Linked DNA regions of Homo sapiens: region 2 is linked to region 1. Evidence: chromatin loops called from intact Hi-C (ENCODE). Cell type or tissue: psoas muscle. All regions are shown on one strand.

What was found. Hi-C counts contacts between places; a loop is a spot of excess contacts. Peaks named below come from ENCODE experiments on the same cell type or tissue, not always from the same donor. Only the 100,000 strongest peaks of a DNase experiment are listed, where the experiment ranks them.
Region 2: a loop joins it to region 1, with 2.4 times the contacts of the local background. A loop is called at or near these places in 2 of 110 quality-filtered maps.

Annotation. Positions count from the first base shown.
Region 1 is chr4:143,218,365-143,226,364 of GRCh38, forward strand. It overlaps USP38 (ubiquitin specific peptidase 38), which reads left to right. Exons shown (of 10, transcript NM_032557.6): 10 at 1,931-5,510. The coding sequence ends at 2,092. Among named protein-coding and RNA genes, the nearest start is that of USP38, 37 kb to the left of the region's middle. In psoas muscle, no CTCF peak of the experiment used is centred here; no DNase peak of the experiment used is centred here; H3K4me3 peaks cover 251 bases; H3K27ac peaks cover 6,293 bases.
Region 2 is chr4:143,388,686-143,396,685 of GRCh38, forward strand. The region is part of intron 1 of GAB1 (GRB2 associated binding protein 1); the gene reads left to right. Among named protein-coding and RNA genes, the nearest start is that of MIR3139, 49 kb to the left of the region's middle. In psoas muscle, no CTCF peak of the experiment used is centred here; no DNase peak of the experiment used is centred here; H3K4me3 peaks cover 1,700 bases; H3K27ac peaks cover 5,984 bases.

The DNA of each region.
Region 1 (8,000 bases):
AAATTTGTGATATAAATTACACATTCTATGATAATCATAATTTTGACATTGTACACAATGTTCTTACCTGTATTAAGTAAAATAAAAGACAGTTTTTCCTATTTTTATGCATTGTCTAAGCTTATCAGAAAACAGAATACCACACATTTTTTTCTGTCAGCCATATATTTCTATAAATAATAAAGCAGAAAAAGTATATTACTTTTTTGGGATGTTGTATATCTTGAAATATAATGTAGGTTTCATGGGTACAGATGCAATGGAGCTACTAATTTTATATTTTATGTCATTCGACATAGTTTCTATAAGGGAATCACTGTATAAAAACGTCTATGCAAGATTTGCCATATCTTTTAGTAGCAGAAGTTCAAGGAGAACTTCTTGAACTCTACCTTACATGTTTGTTCAGTTTTAATTCGTTACAGAACATTGTCTATATATCTGAAACCGTGCATTGTTTCTCAGATACAGAGTCATAGTTTCATCGCTTGTTTGGATAGTTTAATAGGTTATAGAGCTAGAACAATGAGGATCTTTGGTTGGGGGGTTTCTGTCTGTTTCTGATGTTACTTATGGCACTTAATTTCAATCTGTAAAACATTTATAATTCCTACGTTAATTTTATAGATCAAAGGATAAATTAATATATATATCACCTTAAAAATACTCTGTAGGTAGATATTATACCAAAGAGCCAGCAATTTTAAATGTTGTAAATGACACTGTAGATCACAAAAATGTTTTTAAGAAATATCCTGCAAATTAAGTTTTAAAAGTCCTAACAGACTGGTTAGTTAAGCCATTTTGTTACAAGGATTTATCAAAGGTCCCTTTCAGCCATAAAAATAGGTGATTCTTGATCATCTTGTGTACTGGGACTTGAACAGAAGATGCTGCATGCTACTGAAAAATAAAGTATCTATAATATGACAGATAGGTGTCAGGGTATGCCTGGGTCTTTTCTTCATAACGAAAAATTGAGCATTTTGTGAAGAGGGAAGAATAATAAACTAAACCATTTTAGCTAGAAATTATAAAATAGTATTACCTTGCCAGATGGAACAAAATCACTAGGCCTTAAGTTGAAAAATCGAAATAATAGTGTTTTCGTTATTAATGTTAACTGTATTTTGAAAGCTCTTCAGGACGATTATGCTAACAAGTTCAGGTATGCTGTGACCAGTAACTTTTAGACCTTATTTTTACCAACCCCATTTGAAATCTGTAGATCCTCTCCCAGAAAAATAAGCACATGCCAGAATATTTTGCATATTTTTCCAAAGAGTTTGTGGGTCCCAGTTTTAGAATCCAGTTGTATACCTTGCCAAATGAATTTGCCATTATTTATTCATATTTGCTCCCTTTGAAGCTAAGCACCTAATAGTATTCTAATCTGAGATCATTAATATTTATTGAATACCTAACATATGCTTGGCATCTAGATAAATATGACTGATTTCTGATAAAAGTTTTCCTGATAAGGAAACATTTTAGATATTACTGTGAGGAGTTAGGCTTCATTTTACTTGTCAGTGTTCTTTGAGACCTGTTTTATTATTTATTGAGAAATAGTCTATGGAAAGGCCAGAAAAAAATTCAGTCTTCTTCCTTTATTCATACATTTAACTGTAATCACCCACTTCCAAAATAGCCCCAATTGCTGGAGAATAGATAATCTATTGTGATAATCTTTGAATTCTATGTTAAATATATTAGAAAAGAATCTATTCCAGTATGTTTTAGAGAGTGTTGCAGGAACTGTAATATTTTCTTAGAGAAATTTTTTTTTCTTAGGTGCTTTAGTTTCAAAGTTATTGAGATTTGAAGAATGTTTATAAGGATTAAGGTAGTTTTAAAATATTTCTATAGGTGATATAACGATCCATTGTATTTAGCATTTTAATTTCATAAAAGTTATTTTTAATTTTAGGAACAAGAGTTGAATGCTCGAGCCCGGGCCCTCCAAGCTGCATCTGCTTCATGTTCATTTCGGCCCAATGGATTTGATGACAACGACCCACCAGGAAGCTGTGGACCAACTGGTGGAGGGGGTGGAGGAGGATTTAATACAGTTGGCAGACTCGTATTTTGATCCTGAGAGAGTCCAAAATGCACTGGTCACGAAACGTCTAATACTATGACTGTTAAAATGTCAGACTATAACAAATATCTATCTTTTATTTTTCATTAGACCCTTATACTTCAAGAGAACACACTCAGTGCTTGTTTTTATTTTCTTGACACATTTATTAACAAAATGCATCATGGAAAAAAAAATCTACCTCTTAAAATTCCATTTGCTTTTATGGTTAGACATGCTTGACCAAAAATGTTCAGAAGAAAATATGTACCTGGTCCCTAATTAAGCTGCGTTAAATTTGGTAGAAGCATTTAAATGGTCTATCTTCAGTTTTACTGAACAAAAAATGTAATTTATTTAGCATTCTTTATAAAAGAATTGATGCTAGAGGTAAAAAAAAATACTTGTTTTTAAAAAATCCTTTACGTCTTGTGTAATTACCCCATTATTAAATTCAAGTCCTTGAAAATCAACTAGAGATTATAAAGTCTCTAAAGAAGGCAATAACAAAATTTATCAAGATATAGTACTTTTCAGTTTTTGTTTAGTGTCTTCAGCATCACTGTGTCTGTATTTCAAGTACAAATGTTTTTAAAAAGGATTCTTTATACATATGTGCTGAATTGATTTTAAGAAAGTTGCATGATCCTGTAGGAGCAACATTTTTACCTAAAAAATGCTAACTTTATAGTATTTCTAATTGTTCAAGGATTTTAAAATTCTATTTCAGGGAGTATATCTTCTGTGGTTTTGAAGGAGGTGAGTTCTGTATGTGCCTTGCAGTACTGTAATTCAAAAATAGGAATCTTTGGCTGCAAAATTTTAATGAAATGTTAGGAAGTAATTTTCGTGCTAACATTAAAATTATAACTTTTTGAAAGGTAATAGATTTTCCAGAAGTAAAATCTGATGGTTCTAAATCAATCAATGTGATAGTTCATTTTTAACTCTTAGAAGAATTCAGAGGAAATTAACCCAGCTAAGTAAAAAATCTGTCTTGATTTTGTTACTTATTCCTCAGAATATTAAACATTGATCACATATTTTTAGAGTTTTACATTTGGGTTTTTTGTTTGTTTGTTTCAGTCATATGTTTGGCACTGTTGTTTCTATTTTCGTAGTTTTAGATAAAATGTTAAAATGCCAAACCCTACCTTCCTACACTTTTTCTTTTGCCAGGAAACTGGAAACATGTCAGTTCTCCTGGTTCTTGATTATACAGTACTCAAGAGTTATCCCAGTTATCCCCCTTCCTAAAGGTTTTAACTTATCCACAGTTGTGCATTGTTCTGAAGATTGGTCTCATATTTATTTTGAAAACACTTTAAGGAAACAATGTTCTTCGATGATTTGGGGTTTATCTTTTTCCCAAGCTTTTATGACAGTGGTTAAAAAACAGAAATCCTCATGTTTATTCCATTACCTCCCATTCCTAACCTGTTTCCAATCACCAGGAAGATTAGGAAGGCAGATTAGATTAAAAACTGAAAATTCTTTGCAGATTTAATGAAGGTTCTCCTCCTTATAAATGAATGAACCAGTTATCATGCTTTTCTGTGGTTTTCCTATCCCAATAGTGAATTTCTGAGCTATCCTGTGTGTTCAGTTATCCACTTACTTGATAGCAACTTACGACCAGATTATATCAGTCTTGGCATTTATTGAAATTGGTAAAGTGATTTAATACTTGATAGATTGATATTGGGCTAAGATGCTTCTAGGAACTTTCATAAAAGCAATTATACTTGTGCAGCTTTATCTATGAATATCAGGTCTCTCAAGGATTTTATGTATCAAGATAATATGTATTGACTTTTTTAAATGATAAAATGAATTCTAGTTAGAGTCTTTCCTTGGTATCTGCAGTGGATTGGTTCCAGAACACCATCCCCCAATATTAAAATCCACAGATACTCAAGTCCCTTATTTATATAAAATAGCACAGTATTTGCATATAACCTGTGCACATCCTCCCATATACTTTAATCTCCAGATGATTAGATATGATTGCATAGCACTTACGTTGTGCTATGTAGTTGTTATATTGTTTTTTCATTTGTACTATTTTTTATGATATTTATTGGTTTTTTAAATTTTCTATCCAAAGTTGTTTGAATCTAAGGATACAGAGCCTGAGGATATGGAAAGCTGACTAAATATAGTAACACTGAAGAGTATTCAAATGATAACTCATACCAGTACCAAAAACTTGAAGACTTCCTTTTAACATTAAAAATACAGTAACTTTTTACGTGATTTGTTGAATTCAACATATTTGGAACCAGAATAATCAGAAACTTCATTCAAAACCTATGCATCTGAACTTTTTTAGTAAGGTAATACTCAGGACTGTTCTGATTCTAACAGATCCCTGTTAATTACAGATTTATTTGTCATATTAGGTCTTTTCTTTCTCCCATATTCCTAACCCGTGTACTAGCTCCAACTGTTGTGAGGTTTGACTCTGAAGACTGAGTAGAGTACTATTGTTGTTTTTCTTTCCTTAGTCAGAGTAATCAGTTTAAATGAAGTTGCTCATTGCTGCTAAGAAGCATTAGGCTTCACTGCTAGCAAAAATGAAAAACTACAAATCTGAGTCTTTCTTTCAAAGATGTTTATTGACATAATTAAAGTAAAAAATTGTTTAGAGATATGCAAAGAAGGAAATATATATGATGTCACACAAGCTCCAGTAAGCTATCCACTAAGCAGGTGCCTGTGCAACTCTGATTTATGGCATTAACATATCAAATTGAAGGAAGGATTCTAGCTCATTTTCCATTCAAGCATCTTCCCACTGCCTCTCTTCCAGCTAAATAATCAGAGAAGCAGGGCAGTATATCCCTGGAGATCCCTGACTTTTATCTCCATACCTTAAATTGTTGGTAGATCCTTTGGATGTAGAGATAAAAATTCATTATGATGCTAGAGGCATTGGGGGGTCCATGCGAAAGGTTCAAACAGCCTATTACATTAATGCACATGTGGAAAGAACAAAAATTTTCAAGCTAAGTCTTAAGTTCAAATCTATAATTTTTTTCTCTTCAGTTCTGTTCTTTGTATGATAATCCTTAAAAAAGTAGTTGTCTTCTTTTCACATACACCTCTTTAAAGCTATCATCTTATAATAAGTGGAATTGGATGCTTATTGTGTGCCCAGCACAGTTTAGGAAAAAAATAATTGGCACTGTTTGTCCAGTTACTGGAGATCTTCATTTTGATGCTTTGTACTTTGTTCCAGGTCTTTAATTCTCAGTCCATCTTTTCCTATGATTGTGTACTTCACATGATACATTCCATATAAAGAGCTCTTTTAAAATGACTATTTCAAAAATACTGTACATTTATATATAGTATTTTTTCTCATAAAAATGTGATAGTTTATATATCCTTTCATCATACGTTTTTTCTAATGAGTTTAGATTTCTGAAACTAAATATTCCTGAAGTAGAGAAGAGTAAGTTATTCACATTTTACAAAAACATACTAGGAAATGCTAACTGGTTATTATTAGCAACTCAGTAACATCAGAGGAGTAAGGTTAAATCTTAGATAATGCAAACCTGTAACTAAGAAGTGCAACAGTAAGGAAATTTGAATTAAAAGTTGCTATCCCCAAAAAACAAATAATTCTAAAATATAAGCTGTTTCATATGTATATTCTTAAGTTTTATCAAACTGTTATGTATCTTCAGTGTTAGCCTAAGTTAATTTTCTTACAGTCCTTTTTTAGAAGTGAACGAACCTTAAAATGAATGGGGGATTAAAAAAAAACTGCTTTAAAAAACTAGCTTGTTTAAAAAAAAGCTTTCCCATATGAAGAAATTTGTATAGAAATAATTTCTAAAGAAATGAGAATCAAGATTTTTATAAAATCAGCAGTCTAGGTTTCACAAATTCAAAAGGATTTATTATGTAAAACCATTAGCCCCACTGTTACATAACCAGTGTGGACTTAACATTAAAAATAGAATCTAAGAAGTCAGCCAAGTGTATTGCCAGCTCTCGTCAGTGTCTGTTATGACCTGCAGTTGTTTTTCTCTTCATGGAGCTCATGTTTTCATGTTTTGCTTGTGTTGTTGACACACACACACACATCCCTTGATTTCAGAGGGTGAAAAATTTAGCCTTTCCTGGCCAGGTCATCAGTTTTTAACCTTGCATTTCATGTTGAAATCACTTGAGCTTTTTAAAAATCATACCATGCCCAACCCTCATCCCAGACCAATTACATTATGTGGAGACTGGGCATCAACGTTTTTTGAAGTTCCTCACATGATTTTAATGTGCCACCTGGGTTGAGAACTGGACTACAAAAGGAATTTTTTCCCCATAGGTCTTTCATTCAAGGGGATTATTAACATATGTCAAGAGTCTACCGTGTGCTGGACACTGGCAGATATTTATGTGTCTTTTTAACTTATACCAGCCCTGTAAGTGGGCTCATACCCATATCCTCCCTTACCCCTTAATGGACAAAGAAAATAAAGATTCTGATTAAGGAACTTGCTCAACATCGTGCAGCTAGTAAAAATCAGAACTAAGATTTTAACCCAAGTCTTCAGAGCTCCAAAGTCAATACTCTAATGGAGCAACAGGACTAAAGCAAATTACATATTAACAAAAGCTTAACAATGAATTTTGTAAAATGAAATATCAGTGTGTTTCCTTTATCCTTTTGCACTCCAAACATGATTCCTTAAGAAAAAAAAAAAAAAGATCTACTTTGTTAAAACCTATATGTGATAATCTAAAGGGTTGAGAAATGTGGTTCTTAAACTCATTTGTTTTACCCGCGTAGTTTCTGTTTGCTTTACTAGGCTTATCTCTTCCATTCTTGCCTTTATGCCCTCTGTCATGCATATTGGACCTTGCATCATTTTTTTTCACACAGCACCATATACTTGCCATCTCGAGACCTTTGCACATTCAGGTCTCAGGATAGCATACCATTCCCCTTACGCTACTTTCTCTTCCCAGCTTTCAGCGGACTAATGACCTCCTACTCTTCAGTATGTTCATATCTTCTCATACTGACTTCCCAAGCTGATTAGTCTCCGCCTTTATCCTGAGGTGTGTATTGTGCTTCTCTTTGAGAAGGCCATGGCTTAGCAATGGGGCTAAATTAACACTGGAGTAAAGGCTAATCCTTTACAGTATAAAGTTTACACCCAACAAAGATTAAAAGTAGGTCTTAAAAGGATCAAATTCTAATGCTGGTTAAATTCTTTAAGTAATTTAACTGCATACAGAACAAATGGCAACCTTTTTAAGGAAATGCAGTATACATACCCAGCATTTAAGAAAGTAAAATTCACAGTATCCAGCATCTGATCAAAAAGTCTGAGGCATTCAAAGAAGGAGAAAAATCCAGAAATTATGGAAAGAAAGGAATTTGCAAAGTAGGAGCTTAAGAGGAATGTAGAAAATCATGAGCACAGTGAAGAGAAAAATGGAAGATCTGAGAGTCAGTTATCCAAGAGAAAATTAAAAGCACCCAGAGGAAAAGAATATGAGGTCAGCAAACAATACAGAGCCCACAGACCAAGTCTATCCTGCGTCCTGCTTTTTCGTAAGTAAAGTTTTATTGGAGCACTGCTATACCTGTAACCTATTGTGTATGGCTGTTTTTACACTACAATGGTAGAGCTGAGTAGTTATGACGGAGACCATATATATTAGTCTGTTTTCATGCTGCTATAAAGAACTGCCTGAGACTGGGTAATTTATAAAGAAGAGGATTAATTGACTCACAGTTCTGCATCGCTTGGGATGCCTCAGGAAACACAGTCATGGCAGAAGGGGAAGCAGGCTTGTATTACAAGGTGGCAGGCAAGAGAGAGCAGGGAAAACTGCCTTATAAAACCATCAGATCTTGTAAGAACTCACTATCCTGAGAACAGTATGAGGGAAATCATCC
Region 2 (8,000 bases), 170 kb after region 1:
ATTATAGGCATGAGTCACTGCGCCCGGCCTAGAGTTCTAATAATTGTGTTGAAAATAAATGCCACTTAAGATCTTAAAAACACCAATTTTTAGGTAGTTTTTAGCAGAAAAGAAAAAAAAATCTATTTAACTGTTTTCTTCAGACCTGAAGCAGTATTTAAATACATTCATATTTAGAAGTTTTAAACAGTTCCTTGAAAAGCCAAGGCTGAGCCAGAAATCAGGCAGAGCTTTTGCAAGGCATAAGGAGGAGCATGTGGGCAGAAACCCCTGTGAGTGCAAGAGGTGGGCCACCTGCAGGAAAACTGCCCAGTCCACTCTGCAGAGAAGGATTGGAGCATTTTCTACACCAGCCTGCCAGGGACACACCTGACTGCACAAAGATCCATCTAAAATCACTCACATTATACTCACAGAAGGTGGTATTTTCACAGCTTCATCTTTCCGCAGTTGGTAATCAAATGTAAGAAGAGCTTTTATTTTTATAGGAATGATTTAGCTTATGGAGTACCAATCTCATCCTTTTCCTTCCTCTGTCTTTTTAACCAAGCATAGAATGAGGAGACCAATGTATATAATCAAATACTTGCGTATGCTGGAAAAGAATTTATGTCATTCACTCATCTCCTTTTAATTAAAACCTAGTGAGATTGGTGGCAATGTTGGGAAGCAGATGGATGAGCATGAATTTCAAATGTGTATTTAGAAAAATTGAAAGGATTGGTAGGAAAGATATTAAGTAGGCAGTGTGGTCGGGAGTTGAACCTGTGAGTTCAACAGCAGGCGCTTGTAGCATAAAATATAGTAGTGCTTCCAGACCCCTCTGACCTAGGGATGTCTAAGAGATAAGGAGGGAAAGTGCAGGGGTCTCTTTTCTTGTGGTTTATGCATTTTGAAGTTATTAAAGCATAAGACAATTTGTTCTGGAATTTTTACTCAAGATAAAAACTATGACCATTGTGTGAACATTACTGCTTCACCTCCCTCTCCTAACTCTACTTTTGTTTACTATTCCATATCCAGTGTCTAGCAGTGTACTCATCAAACAGTAAGTGCTCAGTACATATTTGTTGAATGACTAAATAAGTGGATTCTGGCACTTAATTATAAGAGCTTTTTGGAAGATGAAAAGATTCTTAAGCAAAATGATTTTTTAAAGATGTAAAGACAAAAGAAGCTTATCTTCCAGTCCCCTTCCTCACTTGACTCTGCCAGCCCCCTTCAATACATGCCTCACTGGCACCTCTCCTGGATTTAGCTTTAAAAGTTTGGGAGGAGTGAAGGTGTGTGTCCTCATATTACTAAAAGAAGAACCCTAGTGTTGTGTAACAGTGTTTCACAGGCTCTTTCATAATAAACATAATATTAGACACAGCCAAAGTAAGTTCATTTTGAATTAATAATCCAGTATTTCATAGTGCTGGTTCGAGGTACAGATCTAGGCCTTGTGTGCAACAGAATAGAATTTTAGAAGTAGAGTAAAAAGTTTCATCCACTAAGCTGTTTCTCATTGGCCTGCAGTCTGATTTCTTTCAAAGTTTTGGAGTTTAACACAAATTTAGGTGTTCAGCTAATAATAAGATTAAGGGTGTTTGTGGGCAAACCAAATATAATTTATATCCCTTAATTTTGAGCTCATAATGTTTCTGCTCTGGGTTTATAAGAGATACCACCGAAGAAAAATCTCAATTAGAGTGAGATAATTTGTAAAGTAATAAGTAGGGTTTTTTTTGTTTTTTTTTTTTAGGAAGCACACTAGTGTAGTGGTTAGGTTTTTGACTTTGCATCATAGAGACCTGCAGTTGATTATTTTACCAACCTCACTACTCTTTTGTCTCAACCCTCCAAATCTTTGTTTTTTCACCTGGAAACTGGGAATAGTAACAGTACTTTCCTCAGAGACTCATTAATAAGATAATTCATGTAAAACACCCAGAACAGTGCTACATAATAGTGTTCATACCAGTTATGATTAAGCCTATGCTGCTGGGCCAAAGAGCCCCCAAAATACAGTGAATTAAAGGGCATACAACTTTTTTTATATTGCTCATATAAAAGGGTAAGCATTCCAGGCTTGCAAAGAATCATGTTCTTTGCAGAAATTCAGGCACCCAGATTTCTTCCATCTTGTTGCTCCATGCTTCCTACATCTCAGGGTTCATCTACATAGTCAAAGATAGGTCGCAGGTATGTCTGTGTCCCAGCTTGAGGGGACAGGAAGAAGTGTGGAGGCAGCATGCGCAATGTCTTCATGCTCAGTCCTAGAGAAGGCACACATCATTGCCATGTACTTTGCACTGGGGAGAATTAAGTCACATGGCCGCCCACATCTGGCTGCCAGAGAGGCTGAGTGGTATAATTTCTACCTGGATGACCATGTGCTCAGTTACAATTCATTCATTGTGGAAGAACAGAAGAACAGATTTGGGTGAGCAGGTAATGGTCTGCCCCACAGTGCTTAATAAATGCAACCATTATGTATTTATTTAAAAATAACATTTCAAGTAACAGTCTAAATGTCTTTGTTCTGGGGAAGAGGAATCAAAGAGCTTCTGTAACACAGAATTTGTGCTACATAGCACATATCTCCCATAAGTGTTATTTTTATTTTTTGGAAGGGAGTCTTTTAAGTATTGAACTTCAAATCAAGGTAAACCTTGAGGGAGAAAAGAAAGAGTGGACAAAAAGCAGTAGAAGGGATGGGAATGTATTAAAAGGAATGAATGCTAATTAGCTATATGCTCTTCCTTCCTCTCAGCCAGCCATCTGGGCAACAAGAAAGGCTTACTACAGTTAGATAAATTTAACCCCTTCTCTGACCTGGCAAGGACAAAGTACACTGGCTTCTGAAGAAACTTTTTCTTGGGAGCAAGGTAGTTATTTCAAAGCACAGAAAAAGGCGGCGGGGGGCACAGAGAAGCACAGAGAAGCGGGGGCAGTTGCACAGGTAAAACATTCATCTTGGCTTTTCTTTTTAAAAGATAAACTTTGTCCCACGTAAAGAGGAAAACTGCATAGATATTCATTGAGATTATCTGATTTGTCACTGTTGCCAAAGAAAAAACAAAGGTAAAATACACGAGTTTCTGCATTCAGAAGAAAGTATTTCAGGTAAAAATTAACTATTAAGCAACTTTTCTCAGCAGAAGAAATGCCCAAATTCTTAAGGACAGCCAAGTTGTGAGTTAGAGAGCTAGTGTTATAACAGATATTTTTAAATACATATATGAATTACCTCCTTACGTTACTTTATTCTTGTGTTTTTAGCAACTGTTGAAAACAATTATAAGAAATGAAATAATGTCCTGAGCTGCCACATGGTATGTTTTAAAATCTGCGATTTTATTCTTGACAAGTAACATACACTACATGCTTTTGTGTGCAAGTAATGCTCAGATGTTTGATAACGGAGTGATCTTAAAGAGGAGGCATCTGTTTTTGTTTTTATAAGTAGTTCATTGCCTAACTACCAAAAATAGCTGCAGTTATTTTAAACAGATGGTCCCAAGTTAATAGGGAAGAAAGTAGAAGTGAGTCTATTTCCCCAGTTTTTATTTTTACCCCACAAAAATGGTAAAAATAATTAACAGTATATAATTTGAACAAATTCTATCAGAATGCTTTCTTCTAAGTTATTCTTTCTGAGAGAGGGGATTTGTCAATTGAAGTATATGATGTGGTGGAGTTGAAAGCCAATATAAATTGCTTAAATTTCTACTTTCTGATAGCGTTCATCAAAATGATTGCTGCATTGTTGAAATAGAGCTTTTGATTTTTAAAAGACAATTAAATTGTGGTAAGATACATGAAACCTACCAAAACTTACTTCAAAAGTTTTGAAGTCTTAAGAGGGTGGTAAGTGGTGGTGGTGACATGTTAAGAGTAGGACCTTGCCAGATGACCAGAAAGAATATGGGTTGATGACATTAATATTTTTATGATTTCTGAATTCCTCAGGAGTCCTAAGTTAATAGTTAATAACCTACTCTTTAGTTTCTGACATTGAAGATAATGAATATTTTGATAATGCAACAACGAATTTGTATTTATAAGGGACTTTGAAGAAGAATGCATTTGTGTGGTATACAGATGCTGTTACTATACATCAGTTTCAGTAGATTACAATAGTACTTGGGCCCAACTACTATCGTATATAGCTATCCATCTGTAAAGAAGATGGATATCTGAGGTTTTTTACTTCTGAAATACTAGGCTGTTAAAGCTTACTGAGATTTTTACTTTCTATTAGTGATAGCAGTACCTTTTTCATGTCTATGGGCTATATTTCCATGTATATGTCCACAAAGTACCTGCAGTTCTTTGATTTTGATTTTTGCATTTTCTTTACTGTTTCATGTGGACTATGGGCTGTAAGCTGCTTACATTGAATCTTTCAGTTTTGCTTCTGTCTGAATTTGTCTAGATGAAAAATACTAGACTGGCTCATATGAAATGATAAAATTGTAGACCAGGGTAGCAAACTATGGCCTGTGGGCCTGATACTGTTTAAGAAGGTTTTTCACATTTACAAAGGTTTTTTTTTTTAAAAAAAAAAAAAGAAAAAAAAAGAATATGAGACAGAAACCATGTGTGTAGCCTACAAAACCTAAAATATTTATGATCTGGCCCTTTACAAAAAGGTTTGCTGTCCTCTGTCATAGACAAATAGTACAGTGTTAAGTGGTTAAGGGCACAGGCTCTGGGTGAGGCCAGACTACTAGGTTCAGATCCTGGCTTTACTATTTCCAGTATGACCTAGTCAAGTTACTTAATGTCTTTGTGACTCGTTTTCTCATCTATAAATGGGAATAAATTACAGCCTACCTCATAGGGCTGTGATGAGGATTAAATTAATGTATAAAGTGCATAGAACAATGTCTGGTACTTAATGAGTATTCAATAAATGTTAATAATTGTTATTGCATTGGAAAAAATCTTGAAAGATCATGTAAACTAATTTTGGCTTTCCAGTGGTGAGTGTCCGCATTATTAAAGACCATTTTTCTGATTTCTGCATCAAGAGTGGAGGGTCATTTTCTTTTTAATGGTGCCTGCTTTACCCAAAAAAGAAAAGAGAGGCCCATAGTCAAATGTAAAAAAATGCTTGAAAACATAAAAAACTGTAACCACAGCTGCTTTTTAAGAAAAGGACAATCAAAGCTCTTTGAATTAAATGACACTTAAAAAACAGCACAAAGATCCTTTTACATACTTAGGACAAGCATAAGAAGAAATAAAGTGGAAATAAAAGATGTGGAAGATAATGTTAGAAGGAAGGGGAAACAGGAATGAGAAAGGTAGTCAGCAGCTGGGCGCTGTGGCTCACACCTGTAATCCCAGCACTTTGGGAGGCCAAGGCAGACAGATCAGGAGGTCAGGAGATCGAGACCATCCTGGCTAACACGGTGAAACCCTGTCTCTATTAAAAATACAAAAAAATTAGCTGGGCATGGTGGCACGTGCCTGTAGTCCCAGCTACTCAGGAGGCTGAGTCAGGAGAAACACTTGAACCCGGGAGGTGGATGTTGCAGTGAGCCGAGATCGTGCTACTGCACTCCATCCAGCCTGGGGGACAGAGTGAGACTCTGTCTCAAAACAAAACAAAAAAAAGGTAGTCAGCAGAAGAGGAGAAAGATTCGGATCAAAAGGGAAGCTGGAGGTTTTTCAAGGAAGTCCAGTGTTGACATCCCTCCTTCCCTTGGGAACCCACCTCAGTTAATCTGTGTGTCCAATTTAAATGCTTCCATTTGAAGAAAAGCCTGACTTGTTTATTTTCTATTGCAGAAATAAATTTTTATCATCAAGTAATATTAACTGAATATACATTATATGTAACTTGTGTTCCCTCAGAAAACTGATCACATGTATACAAAAGCATCATATTTTGTATCTTTATTTTTAGGTCAAGCAATTCTGTACCCCTTAGCCACTTAGTTTCATCATCATCATCAAACATTTTTTGGGTTCCTAAATATGTTTCTTCATGTTTAATACTTCTTTATTCTGCTTGTTCTTTCAAGTAGGGAAAGGACAAACTTAATTATTTACAAAATGTAGACGATGGTTAAAAAACAGGAAAAAAATTTAATGAAGTGTAATTCATTCTCTCTTTTTCCTTCTTTTGTACTCAGGTTGTTTATTCTGTTGATGGATATTGGACTGGAGTGATGAGTGTTCTAGGATGGGTATTTGATGATGCCAGGGGACTCAAGTAATGGCTTTGCATGAAGATTACACAGTAAAGCTGCACATTGATTACCTCATCTTATTAGCTGATGGAGATGTTTGAGAGGACAAGATTGCAGGGCTTTCAAGCCTGTACAGCTACCAGGATTTGATCCTAAGAGCTTGATCATTGTCATTGCCCATAGGGACTGTGTTAAGAATAGTGGTGGTTTACTACTTAAACGCATGAGAGTGTTATAACAGTTCCCTATGTCTTTTGAATTGTTTAGATAAGGTTAGGACTTTCAGATCAACTTGAGTTTTAATTTTTAGCATTTATAGAATTCTAAAATTAATCCTGTTTGTTTTTGTCTTCCTCCACTAAAATTTAAGTTTGCTGAGGTAGACAGTTTTGTTTCTGGAACCACTATCCCTCCAGCGGCTAGAACAGTGGAACATGTTCAATAAATATTCAATAAATATTTTTGAATAAGTGAATGAATGAACAGGTTAAATGTAATCTTTATTTTTTAATGAACTATCCTTTCCAGAGACATACAAATTGCCAGTTGATGGCATTTTTTATTTCTTTTTGTAAAAAGAGTATTTTAAAATTTGAATGAGTTCTATCTAACAGATAACACAGTTGAGTACATTAAAAGGGACCTTGAACACAAAATCCATGTTTTCGTGGATTAGTATTTTTGCAGCTTAAATGGTGAACGATAGGATTGTTAGATGCAAATAACTCTGGAAATTAAAGACCTTTAGTTGTAACTCTCCCTAAAATGTTTGTGAGAGCTTGTAAAATGTTGTTCACTTTATTCTATTATAAAAGGGCATTATAATAAATATGAAGTTTTGAAACCATGTTCTTTTAAATGAGGTGAATTATAGAACTCTGTTATTAGCCATTATGCTGTGCCCCTTCTTTTAAAGCATATCCCTCCACATACCCTTTCTAAGGACTTGGGGGTAACAAAATGAGGAGTAAGTGAAGAAAGAAGAAGGCACAGCTTGTCGAGATTGATGGACCGCCCCCCGCCCCCGGGAGAGCAGCGTAGGAAATTGCAGGATGAAATTTGTGTGCCAGTCTTGTCAGCACCCATTCCTGTTGAAGGAGAGGGCATATGGATGAGGTGGGGAGGATTCCAGCAGAGGGGACCCAGGAAAGGGGAGGGGGTGGGGACAACAGGAAGTGTAATGGGAGGCTTGGGGAAAGTTGAAGATCTGATAAAGGTAGTTGGTGAGGTGAAGAAAGGAGAATCCACTAAAACTTGACCCTAGGAGCATTCTCCGCCGAATGGCATGGGGTAGTGACCCTGACTCTGGACAAGGAGAGAAGCAAATGTACTCCTAGCCCTACTTGGGACCTTAAGGAAAGACTCATCCATGGCCATGATAGTGTAAATGCTGTTTATTGGTTTTAAGCTCTTTAACTCACCCTTTGGAGTGAAAAACAATAGAAAGTTAAGCTGGTTACAGAACAGACTGTAAATGTTATAAACCTTGAAAATGTAAACTATAGATACAGCAGATGGAAATTAGGCAGTGGAAGGGCATGAGGAGAGATGGGGGGAAAGGATGAAAACTGATTGTTCCAAGGAGCTAGAAGATGCACTCTAAGACTGATTAAAAATAGCAGCTCGATCGGGTGGCTTAATGTCATTCTGGTTGAGGGACTGGAATATGTGGTGCCACTATATTGGGATAAAGCAGGAAAGTGAGATGTCAAGACAGGACTTCAGTAGATCTAAAAGAGGTAAGTCATATATAAGCATATTATTTGGAAATATGGGGTTTCTCTTTCAGTGTCCTGATAAGAGACTGGATTC